Linked DNA regions of Homo sapiens: region 2 is linked to region 1. The links are chromatin loops, found by intact Hi-C in ENCODE. Cell type or tissue: PC-3. All regions are shown on one strand. Links, peaks and the distances in the headings refer to the core of each region. The heading gives the core; the rest is flanking DNA.

What was found. Peaks named below come from ENCODE experiments on the same cell type or tissue, not always from the same donor. Only the 100,000 strongest peaks of a DNase experiment are listed, where the experiment ranks them.
Region 2: it touches region 1 in a loop (7-fold over the local background); 1 of 110 quality-filtered maps calls a loop at or near these places.

Annotation. Positions count from the first base shown.
Region 1 is chr14:37,326,335-37,332,383 of GRCh38, forward strand. All of the region lies in intron 9 of MIPOL1 (mirror-image polydactyly 1), which reads left to right. Among named protein-coding and RNA genes, the nearest start is that of MIPOL1, 130 kb to the left of the region's middle. In PC-3, for the core only: no CTCF peak of the experiment used is centred there; no DNase peak of the experiment used is centred there; H3K27ac peaks cover 1,499 bases.
Region 2 is chr14:37,433,645-37,439,693 of GRCh38, forward strand. The region is part of intron 11 of MIPOL1 (mirror-image polydactyly 1); the gene reads left to right. It also overlaps the pseudogene RNU6-886P. Among named protein-coding and RNA genes, the nearest start is that of FOXA1, 160 kb to the right of the region's middle. In PC-3, for the core only: no CTCF peak of the experiment used is centred there; a DNase peak (open chromatin) is centred at 3,097; H3K4me3 peaks cover 695 bases; H3K27ac peaks cover 2,655 bases.

The DNA.
Region 1 (6,049 bases), core at 327-5,326:
GTGAGTTCTTGAATCAGAAGCAATGCTCTGTGGGATACCATGGTGGTAGATAAAGGCATTCTGTAAGTTCACAGACAGTTTTTTTTTGGCAGAAGCATTGTGTGTAGGGAAGGCAGATCCATATCCAGAGGAAGTGTCTATTCTAATAAGAAGAGAGCACAATCCTTTCTGTAATGGAAATGGTCCAGTGTAGTCACCCTTCCATTATTCCCCTGGTAGATTGCTCAGGGAATGGTGCCATGTTGGGAGCTCAGTGCTGGTCTGTACTGCTGGCAGACTGCAGACTCAGCAGTGGCTGTAGCCAGGTCAACATTGGTGAGTGGAAATCCATGTTGCCGAGCCCTTGCAGAACTTCCATGCCTGCTATCATGTTTACTGTGTTCATGAGCTCATTGAGGAGTGATAGGAATGTCTGGGGAAACAGGCTGACTGGTATCCACAAAATGGATCATCCTGTCCACTTGATTATTAAAGCCCTCCTCTGCTATGGTCACCTTTTGGTGAGCACTCACGTGAAACACAAATACTCAGTGTTCACATGTGAATGCTTTATCTTGAAATGTAAATTATCTTTAAGATAATCTTGGTAATTAATATAAAGGACTAATTCTAAGGAAGAGCAGAAAATGAAAAAAAAACTATGAGTGTAGCTAGAGACAATTCTTGATTTGGCAAAGACTTAGAGGAGGCAGGGAGAAATGAACTCAGACAAGAGTAATAACCAATAAATATATAGCTGTATTTAGAAGTGAAGAGAGATGAAGTCAGAGAAGTTTATGCTTAATCCCTTATTTCTTATTGGATGTACTTTATTTGTTGAGCCTAGGAGATAGAAGGTTGGATTTAGGGTCTTGAGGTCAGTAAAACTATGCAGTGTGTGGAAGAAATCCAGGTAAGAAAATGAAATGGATTAGCATGCAGTATCCCACATGAGGTTGGAAATAATAAAATTCAAAGTCTTTTTTTTTTTTGAGACAGGTTCTCGCTCTGTTGCCCAGGCTTGAGTGCTGTGGCACAATCATGGCCCACTGCAGCCTCAATCTCCTAGGCTCAAGGGATCCTCTTGCCTCAGCTTCCCAAGTAGCTAGGACTACAGGTGCATGCCACCACACCCGGCTACTTTTTGATTTTTTTGTAGAGACAGAGTCTCCTTATGTTGCCCAAGCTGGTCTCGAATTGGGCTTAAGTGACCCTCCCACCTCAGCCTTCCAAAGTGCCAGGATTACAGGCGTGAGCCATCGTGCCTGGCCAATTCAAGCAGTCTTTAGCTGACAGTGAAAGTGGAGAAAGTATATGTTTGTCTTCCATTATAATGGGTTTATCCTGGGTTGAAGTTGACAGGGTCTCTAGTGTAAGGAATTTGAAGGTGCTTGGGACAGTGTTACCAAAATAGTGAACCAGATGGTCTAGCACAGACAAAAAATAATCCTTTTTAAAAGAAACTATTATTTTGCTCTTCTTAAAGAGTATTTTTAATAAGAAGGCAGAAGAATAGCAAGTTGTGATTTAAGAGCAAGAATTTTGAATTAAGGATTAAAGAGACCTAAGAGCAAGATACAGTACTCGTGGACATTGTTTGAAGGTAAATTTCATTAGAAAAGGAAAATGGGTTAAATGTGAGGTTAGAGTGTTGTTTGGGTGACCATTGCTTTTGTCTAAAATTTTTGCAGAAAATTTTCTGTTTTCTTTTTTTTTGAGACAGAGTTTCGCTCTTGTTGCCCAGGCTGGAGTGCAATGATGCAATCTCTGCTCACTGCAACCTCCACCCCCCAAGTTCAATCAATTCTTCTGCCCCAGCCTCCCGAGTAGCTGGGATTACAGGTGCCCACCACCATGCCCAGCTAATTTTTTTGTATTTTTAGTAGAGATGGGGTTTCACCATGTTGGCCAGGCTGGTCTTGAACTCCTGACCTCGGGCAATCCATCCGCCTCAGCCTCTCAAAGTGCTGGGATTACAGGCATAAGCCACCACACCCGGCCCAGAAAATTTTCCATTAAAATACGGGAAAGTAACCTTGGTGGTCAGTAGTTCACAGTGTCACAGATGAGAAGCTAATCATCCAAATCAGTCAAACTAGCTGTGGTGAGGGACCATTTTTTAAGTTTTTTTCAAAGCTTCTTAAAAGTTTTATTATATGTTACTACTTTTGTAACATATAATAAAAATGAATTGCCAAAAAATGAAATTTAAAAAAATATGCAAAATTCAAACATATAGTTTTTAAATTATTGGCTTTAACAGCCATAAAATTTCTTGTCAGATTACCATAAAATGTTTAATTGCTAACTCTGAATTCTAGTACTAGCTTCATGTCAGTAACAGACAGTTTTGGAGTAGTGCTTGTCCCTGGATCACACTTTGAGGAGCACTGCTCTAAATGAGATAGCAGAAACTTCAAAAATGACAGCATTATTTAATGAAGTATTAGTGGACTGGAAATAGCAGTTGGGAACCAGGAAAATCCAAGTCCTTTTCTCCTGCATCTGAAGTAACAGTGTGTGAGAGAAGGAGCATGCTCAGTTACAGAGGGTTCAGAGAGAAGTGTCACTGGAAGTGGGGCAGTTTTGTACTGAGCTGAGGAAATAAAGGGATTAGGCTTAAGAATATATAGAATGATCTTGGCAATGAAAAATTACTTCCAAAGGCCAGAGATGATGAAAGTACAAAGAGAGCGGGCAGGTAAGGGAAAGAGCTAAGTCATAGGAAAATTATACTTTGTTTTTTTTTATTATACTTTAAGTTTTAGGGTACAAAATTATAGTTTTAAAATACTAGTTGACTTTAGGGAGTTGAATGATAGACTGTTTTCACTAAGATTGCTCTTAAGTTAATCACCACTCAATAGTTTGAATGATGTTCCTGGACTTACATATACACATCCATAAAACAACTTTAAGAACATTAAAAAAAAAAGAATGCGGGTAAATGATTGACTTCATTAAAAACTAGAAAGTGTCCTGAGAACTGTCTGAGGTCTCTAAAGCTTTTGCTACAGTAGTTGGTTAATCAGTACACAAATATTTACTTGCTTCCTGTAGATAACACTAGTTATCATACTTACATGTTCAGAAATAATTTGAGTCTGAAGTCTCAATGAGAATGACTTTTTATATAATATTCAACTTGTTGATACTTTGATTTGTCATACGAACTTTTAGTTTTAGCCTTGTTGTAATCTTAGAAGTTAGAGTTGCTTCTGTTAGGATTTAACAATGTTTGGGCAGCACATATTATACAAGAAAATTAAGAATGAGCACTTAAGTAATTGACAGCTCTGTTGAGATTACAACATTTATAATGGCAAATAAAGTTTGCAAACCAAGAGGAAGCACCTGTGATTCCAGGAGTATAATAACTGAAAAAGAGCTTAATAAACTATTAAACTGTGGCTATCATCCAGTAAACACTAATACTCTTTCCTGAACTCTGCTTTGTGTTTTAAAATAGTATAAGAAACATCTCTGTCCTTTTATGCAATAACTGCCAACTTAACATTTAGGTTATACTGTTGTTTGTTTATGGATTTTGAGAAAATCCATTGAAGTTTACTTAAGAACCAACTCATTACAATGGTATTATTTACTGAATTTTATTTTCCTGATCATTAGCTAACTACAGAGTTCAACATTACAAGGTTATAACTGTACAAAAAGGATCAAAACACCACATCCTAGTAGTTGTATTAGCCAGAGAAGTAGTCATCATCTTAGAAATAAATGCTTTTGCAGCACTGAAGAGATTATAAAAAAGGAATAAGCCAAATCAGACCTTTTATGTGGTAATTTTATAATTATCTTTATTTTAGTCATTTTAGTAATAAAATATTGTTCTACATTTTAATTACATTCTGATTATTCATATTAAACTATAGAAATGCAATACTTTTCTGGTATAATTCTTATCAAAACAAAATTCAGAACGGTTCTTGAATTTTTACATTTATTATTGACTTTGAAGAGGAAGTGTTGTTAGTGAATTGTAACTTTTAATTCAGCTACTATAATTGTAATCTCAAATCCATTTAGTCTCCAAAGAGGTTTTAGTTAAATATTCTAAACACCTGGAAGCTAGGAAAATACCAACATAGTGTTCTTAAATTTTATACAAACATAATTCTAATTTAACTTTAATGTATTAAGTATAGTTATGATTCCATATAATTAACAGTCCTCAATATAATTAACAGTTCACACATTAAATATGAGATATAATAGCCTTTATGTTTGGATTACCATTTCCTCTTGTTAAACCCAATGGCTATCCCAGCAGGTTGAGATCTTGAGAAGCCGTGGGTGTAATAAAAGGGCTGTTATCAGAACATCAGATACTTCTAAAGTTAAGAGACTGTGTAGCTTTTGTTTTTGTGTCCTCTTCATTTTTTTTTTTTTTGCAACCTGTTTAGATTACTTCCTCAGACTTATCATTCTACCCTGTCCTTCTTTTACCACTAAAATACACAGAGTACACAGCCAGAAAATTAGGATGCCAGGAGGAGAGATCAGAGAGGGATGGGTTAAACAGACAAGTGATAAATTAGTTTTTGTGACTTTTGTGTTCAGGACAGTATTTGTTGTATCTAAAGGGCTAAAATGGAGCAGACATCTGGCATATATTGAATATTTACCTTTTTTAGTTCCTTATGTCAAAAATGAGTGGGTTGTAAATGTGTGGATTTATTTCTGGGTTTTCAATTTTGTTCCATTGGTCTATGTGTTTGGTTTTGTTTTGTTTTTTAGTCTATCCTGTGGTTCCATATGTATCTGTTTTATGCCAGTTACCATGCTGTTTTGATTGCCATAGCTTTGTAGCATAATTTGAAGTCAGGTCATATAATGCCTGAAGCTTTATTCTTTTTTTTTCAAGATTGCTTTGACTACTCTTGGAATCTGCTTTGACTACTCTTGGAATCTTGTGACTCCATATCAATTTTAGGTTTATTTTTTATGTTTCTGTGAAGAATGTCATTGGTGTTTTGATGGGGATTGCATTGAATCTGTAGGTTGCTTTGAGTAGTATGGATATTTTAACAATATTGATTCATTCAATCCATGAACATGGATTCTTTCCAGTTTTTAGTGTGTGTGTGTGTATGTCCTCTTCAGTTTCTTTCATCAGTGTTTTATAGTGTTCATTGTAGAGACTTTTTACTTCTTTGATTAAGTTTATTGCTAGATATTTTATTTTATTTTTCACTATTGTAAATGGGATTACATTCTTGTTTTTTTTTTCAGGTTGTTCACTGTTGGCATATAGAAATGCTACTAATTGTTTATGTTGATTTTATATTCTACAACTTTACTGAATTCATTTATCAGTTCTAATAGTTTTTTTGTGTAGTTTTTAGGTTTTCCTAAATATAAGATCATGTCATCTGCAAAAAAGGATAATTTCAATTCTTTCTTTCCAGTTCGAGTATGCTTTATATCTTTCTCTTGTCAAATTGCTCTGTCTAGGACTTTCAGTAATATGTTGAATAAAAGTGGTGAAAGTGAGTGTCCTTGTCTTGTTCGAGATCTTACAGAAAGCACTTTCAGGCCAGGCACGGTGCTTCACGCCTGTAATCCCAGCACTTTGAGAGGCCAAGGCAGGTGGATCACGAGGTCAGGAGTTCAAGACCAGCCTGGCCAGGATGTCTCTACTAAAAATACAAAAATTAGCCATGCATGGTGGCAGGTGCCTGTAATCCCAGCTGCTCGGGAGGCTGAGGCAGGAGAATCACTTGAAACTGGGAGGCGGAGGTTGTAGTGAGCCGAGATCGTGCCATTGCACCCCAACCTGGATGACAGAGCGAGACTCCTCTCAAAAAAAAAAAGGCACTTTCAGTTTTTTCCTATTCTATATGATTCTAGCTGTAGGTTTGTCATTTATGGCCTTTGTCATGTTGAGATGTGTTCCTTCCATACCTAGTTTGTTGATAGTTTTTATCATGAAGGGATGTTGAATTTTATCAAATGCTTTTTTTGAAATATATTGAAATGATTATATCAGTTTTGTCCTTCAGTCTGTTGATGCAATGTATCACATTTGCTGATTTGCATATGTGGAACC
Region 2 (6,049 bases), core at 356-5,355, 110 kb after region 1:
TCCCAGGTTCAAGTGATTCTTCTGCCTCAGCCTCCCAAGTAGCTGGGATTACAGGTGCCCGCCACCATGCCCGGCTAATTTTTGTATTTTTAGTAGAGACGGGGTTTCACCATGTTGGCCAGGCTGGTCTCAAACTCCTTATCTCAGGTGATCCACCTGCCTCGGCCTCCCAAAGTGCCAGGATTACAGGCATGAGCCACCGCACCCGACCCTGAACTCACTCTTCTTTATGGCTGCATAGTAGTCCATGGTGTATATGTGCTACATTTTCTTTATCCCGTCTATCATTGATGGGCATTTGGGTTGGTTCCAAGTGTTTCCTATTGTGAATAGTGCCGCAATAAACATACGTGTGCATGTGTCTTTATCATAAAATGATTTATAATCCTTTGGGTATATACCCAGTAATGGGATCGCTGGATCAAATGGTATTTCTGGTTCTAGATCCTAGAGGAATCACCACACTGTTTTCCAAAATGGTTGAACTAATTTACACTCCCACCAACAGTGTAAAAGCATTCCTATGTCTCCACATCCTCTCCAGCCTCTGTTGTTTCCTGGCTTTTTAATGATCACCATTCTAACTGGCGTGAGATGGTATCTGACTGTGGTTTTGATTTGCATTTCTCTAATGACCAATGGTGATGAGCTTTTTTTCATATGTTTGTTGGCCACATAAGTGTCTTCTTTTGAGAAGTGTCTGTTCATATCCTTCGCTCATTTTTTGATGAGGTTGTTTTTTTTCTTGTAAATTTGTTTAAGTTCCTTGTAGGTTCTGGATATTAGCCCTTTGTTAGATGGATAGATTGCAAAAATTTTCTCCCAAAAATATGGAATGCTTCACGAATTTGTCTGTCATCCTTGCATAGGAGCCATGCTAATCTTCTCTGTATGGTTCTAATTTTAGTATATGTACCCAAGGTGAGCACTAATTTAAAAAAAAAATAGAGGCAAGGTCTCACTATGTTGCCCAGGCTAGTCTTGAACTCCTGAGCTCAAGCAATCCTGTCGCCTCGACTTCCCAGTGTTGGGATTACAGGTGTGAGCCACCGTACTTAGCAGATGTTGTGGCCTTGAGTCTCAAGATGCAGAATTTCTTCTTCCTTAGGGGATCTCTGTCTTCCACTGATTGGATAAGGTCTACTCATAATTATAGAGGCCGTCTGTTGTGCTCAAAGTCTACTGATTAAACATGTTAATCACAGCAAAAAAAAAAAAAAAACAAAATACCTTCACAGCAACATCTAGATTGCTGTTTGATCAAATATCTCATTACCGTAGCCTAGCCAAGTTGACACATAAAATTAACCATCACACGTGCATTTCAACAATTGACTAGGGCCAGGTAAAAATTACCCTCTCTAAAAGGGGCATGCACTTGCCATTTCACCACACTTTCTATTCCACCTACTTTGTGAATTTAAAGTCATCTTCCTCAACCCTGTAGGTATTTAATTTTATGACCCCAGATGTATGTTGTGATATTACTTATAAAATGGATGTTTGTACACGTATACATATACTCTGGCCCCTGGCTACCTCTCTAACCTTATTTCTTAACATGTTTCTACTCTTGGTTCACTCCAGCCACACTAGGTTCCTTAATAACTCAAATATTCTAGGTGTGCTCCCATCCCAGGGCCCTGCCATGTGTTTTCTCTGCCTGGAGTGTTCTACCCCCGGAATGTCACATGAGTCTGTTCCTTTACTTTGTTCAACTTCCTGCTTCAATGTCACAAGATCACACTATCTAAAATAGTGTACCCTCTTACTACATCACTCTATTTGTTACCCTCCTTTATTATTATTTTTTTTCATAATAGACATGCTTACATGACACTATACTGTATTAGTGGATTGTCCTTTAGGATTTTTTTTTTTAACCGCTGAATCTTATACCTGAATCAGTGCTTGGCATGTCTCTGATGCTCAATAAGTGTTTTGAATGAATGAGTATGTATTAAATATACGTGTATGCTTAAACATTGTGATACATTAGAAACTTAACAGCAGGTTGCCTGGGAAGTGAGACTGAGTCTAGCAGTCAGATTTCTTATATCCATGGTGAGTGAGAGAAGGGGACATTTTAACTTTCATTTCATACCCTAATAAAGTGTTTGAATTTAAAAATTTTTTATGTACATGTATTACTTTTGTATATTATAGCAATGAGTTTTGTAAGTTTTGAAAAGACTCATGCATGGTAACCTGCACAAATTAAGCTTAATGCTTAGAAATGATAATGAAAAACTGATCTATGTTTTGGTATATGTATATTTATGACAATGTGGTTAATTTTTTTAAAATAGATTTTATTAGTGTTGTGCTTTACAAAAGGCAGGATTTATAAGGGAATTAAATTCCAGAGTAGACTTTATTCACCTGTGTTATGGAAAATATACATATAAATGATATCTTCACTTGCATTTTATGTTTGCCAAATATTTTTAACTGTTTTTGAAGGTATTTTACATGGCACTAATTCAAGCAGTTTTTAAAAGTAAAATAAGATGTTAAAAAAAATACTACCAACTTTAAAAGAACTATTAACCTGACATTCTTCTTCCACTTGATACAGAAGCAGGATTCTGTGACTGGTTAGAGATGAAGAGGGTGCCTTTTTAAAATAATTCAATCCTGTGAACACCAGCTATAGTCAGAAATGATAAGGAGAGGAGAGAATTCCTTCATATTTCAATAAATTTCACTCAGTTTAATTAGGTTTATTTAGTATATTTTAATTATAGATGTTTTCTTTTTCTTTCCATGACACATGCATTAGTAAATGAATTAAAGATTTTTATTGAATCTAAACTAGTTAAAAATATTTGGCAAATGAAAATAATAGCTAATAATTGAAGACCTTTGTTCAGGAACATTCTGATTCATTAATTGCAAAAACAATAAATGTTAAACATACAGTACAAGATCTAATAAACTGAGATCTTTAAGCTAGTTTTGATTTCTATAAACTTTCTAATGCCACTGCTGTCATAAAAAGCTTAGTAAATATTGACTGAGGATGATGATGACGATCCGTCAGTATTTTTAAGACTGGGTGGCACTGGCAGTACAGTCAGATATCCGGGACTTAACATTGTTATTTTGCCATGAGGCCCTTCCACCTGGCCCTATCCCAAAATGATGAATGTTTACCTATAGTTAGGTATTTAAATGTGTAAATATTCCAGATTCAATTATATGTGAGGTAGCTAGAGTTTTCATTCCTTAAATCATGAACTAGTTCTCTAAAGTTTAAATGATTTACAAGTCTGCAAGGGTCAAAATTGACTTGACTGAATGTTTTCCCCATAATTCCAAAAACATTATTTTATGAGTTCAGTTCAGTATAAAAATATTATGCCCCACTGACTATTCCAAACCTAAGATGTTTATGAAATGTATGAATTTATTAAGGTTTAATTTACTATTCTGTTTAGTTGTTAAGCTTTAAATGTTGTTGTACAGTATGTCTTGTTCTCTTTAGGCTTAAAAGGGTTTTATGACAATCAGTATTCTATTAATGTAGTTCCAGTTATTCCCCAAAAATATCTTCTAAAACTTCCTGGTTCTGATTGAATCACAACTGAACAATATTCAGTTACTATGTAAAGCAATCAAGAAGTTCAAAAGCCTAGGGATAGGGACTGGCTTTTTAGTTTAGTTTTATTCAATGTTAATCTGATAAAGATTTTCATTTATTTTAACCCATGGAAAGTTTAGTTGTCCTATCAAGCTTGGTTAGTTGTTCTAAACTATAAAAAATAAAAATTTTTGAAAATATTACATGAAAAAAGGTGAAAATTGAGATTTTGTCCTAGAAAGTTGGACGCACTGTTCACTTAAATTATAATTAATAATGAAGAAAACGTCATATATTTCTAAATCTACTTTCATTAGGTCTTCCTTCACCTTTTCACTTGTAAAACTTTTGTTTTCCATTCATTCTTTTGTATGATACAGTGTTTTAATTCAGAGCTAACACCACAGTAAGACAGATGGTGCAGGTTCTGCCTTTCCAGCTGAGTGACCATCAACGGGTAATTAACCTCTCAAAGCCTCAATTTCCTGACCTGCAAAGTAAGAATTGTAATTATACCTGCCTCATATCATTGTTTTAGAATAACCAAATCAAATAATGCATGTACAATGCTTTATACAGTACTTGGGTACACTTAGGAATGTAATGAAGGTAACCCATTATTATTATAATCCCAATGTTGAGTTTTTATTGTTATCATTAGCTCTTTTTTGAGATTCTGTTAATACATTTATAACTTTTTTTTAGCTTTTTAGGCATTAAACGCAATATTTTGTGAACACAATATGCAATCATTTGATTTTTCTTTAGGAACAAGTTTTCGCTGTAGTTAAGATGGTTGATTTTTTTCTTGTGAGGCATTTAAAAAAATATTTTGTGAAAATGGCATGCTTGAACTTAGATTTGGCCCTTTTTGATTAACAGTTTGTTTTCAGGAGTTGTTTATTCACACAGCAACATTTTAGTGTTCAAAAATATATTGAGAAATTCAAATCTAATAATCTTCATCACTTGTCCCCTAACCTATGAAAAACATGTTTTCCAAAGAGTACAAATTCAAAGTATAACATTTTCTTCAATGTTTTGTGTTAAAACTGTTACCCTAGAAAATACAGATATAATTTTTAAAGCTACGTTTGTAATTCCTTCTGTCTTATATCTTGGAGTTCAATACATATGTTATCTTATTTAATCCCTTCAACATCCTTGTAAGGCATCATCCCTTTTTGGAGAGGAGAAAACTGAAACAGAGAGAAAACTAACATCCCCTAGGTTACATTAAGGCCATCGACAGTGGCATAAATATTATCTAATCCTCCTGATAGCTGGGCCTTTTACTTTGCTACTGGACCCCTTCCTCTACTCATGCCTCCCTCAGAAATACAGCTGAAGCAAAACTGGTACTTCAGCATTATTTCCCTAATTTGGATATGCTTGACATGTTTATTGCACAAAACACATCACTGAGACCATGTTAAAGGCAGGTTAACACAGTAAAAGAATCTGACCTGCTTTGGAGTTTAACAGTCTTTGTCTGTGTTCAACCAAACTGCACAAATTACAACCACAGTTGATGTCTGGATTTATAAATACACGCCCTTTGATTTTTTTTGAACCTTTAAGCTCTAGCATTATATCATATGTTAGGCTACAAAAACTAAATACTGTGCCTAACAGCAATTTTATCCATACAATCATAACAGTTTATGTTTATTAGTATGTTGTGGTATTAATATTGTTGTTTTATCTGTGCTGTAGCACAATCACTAACGTAACAACAATCATATTTAGTAGTAACCATTAACCAAATAGCTATTTTGAGTTGTATATGAATTTATTAAGAGCCTACTGTGTACTAAAGACTTTTGTGAAACATAGAGTTAACAGAGGATAAGATGCAATTGCTACCTTCAAATAGATTATAATTAACTGGAGAGAAAAAATATATACTAAAAATGAACATACGTTACTATGTGCTGTTAAATGAAATAATTGGACACTTCCATGGCAAGTCACAGAAGGGAGAGATTCTTCTAAGCTTGAATAAATTTCACAAGATTTTATGGAATACTTGAGAATTGAAGTATATGAACCAATAAGATTCTGATAGAGAGGAGGAGGAAGAGGGCATTCTAGCCTGGAAGAACAGAATAAGCAAAAGTGGAGGTTTAATGAACATATTGTGTTATATTATGCAATTGAGAGAAAATTGCTGGAATTTTATTGTTAACATGTATTTAGTTTTTATTCTGTGTTTCCTGGAGAGCCTTGGGAATATAGAGCTTATTTTTTGAAGCATTAAAAATTAAACTTATACTCAAAAGAAATACTTCAATACTTTATATAAAATTTAAAGCATCTTAAAAGCCTAAATACATTTTTGAAAAGCTTATGGAGAATTTTGGACATATACAACAGCCTACAGAATGAACTCTACACGTACGCATCACTTGCCCCTGAAAACGTCAACCCCTGGTCAATCAAATTTCATCCACAGTCTCGTGCACA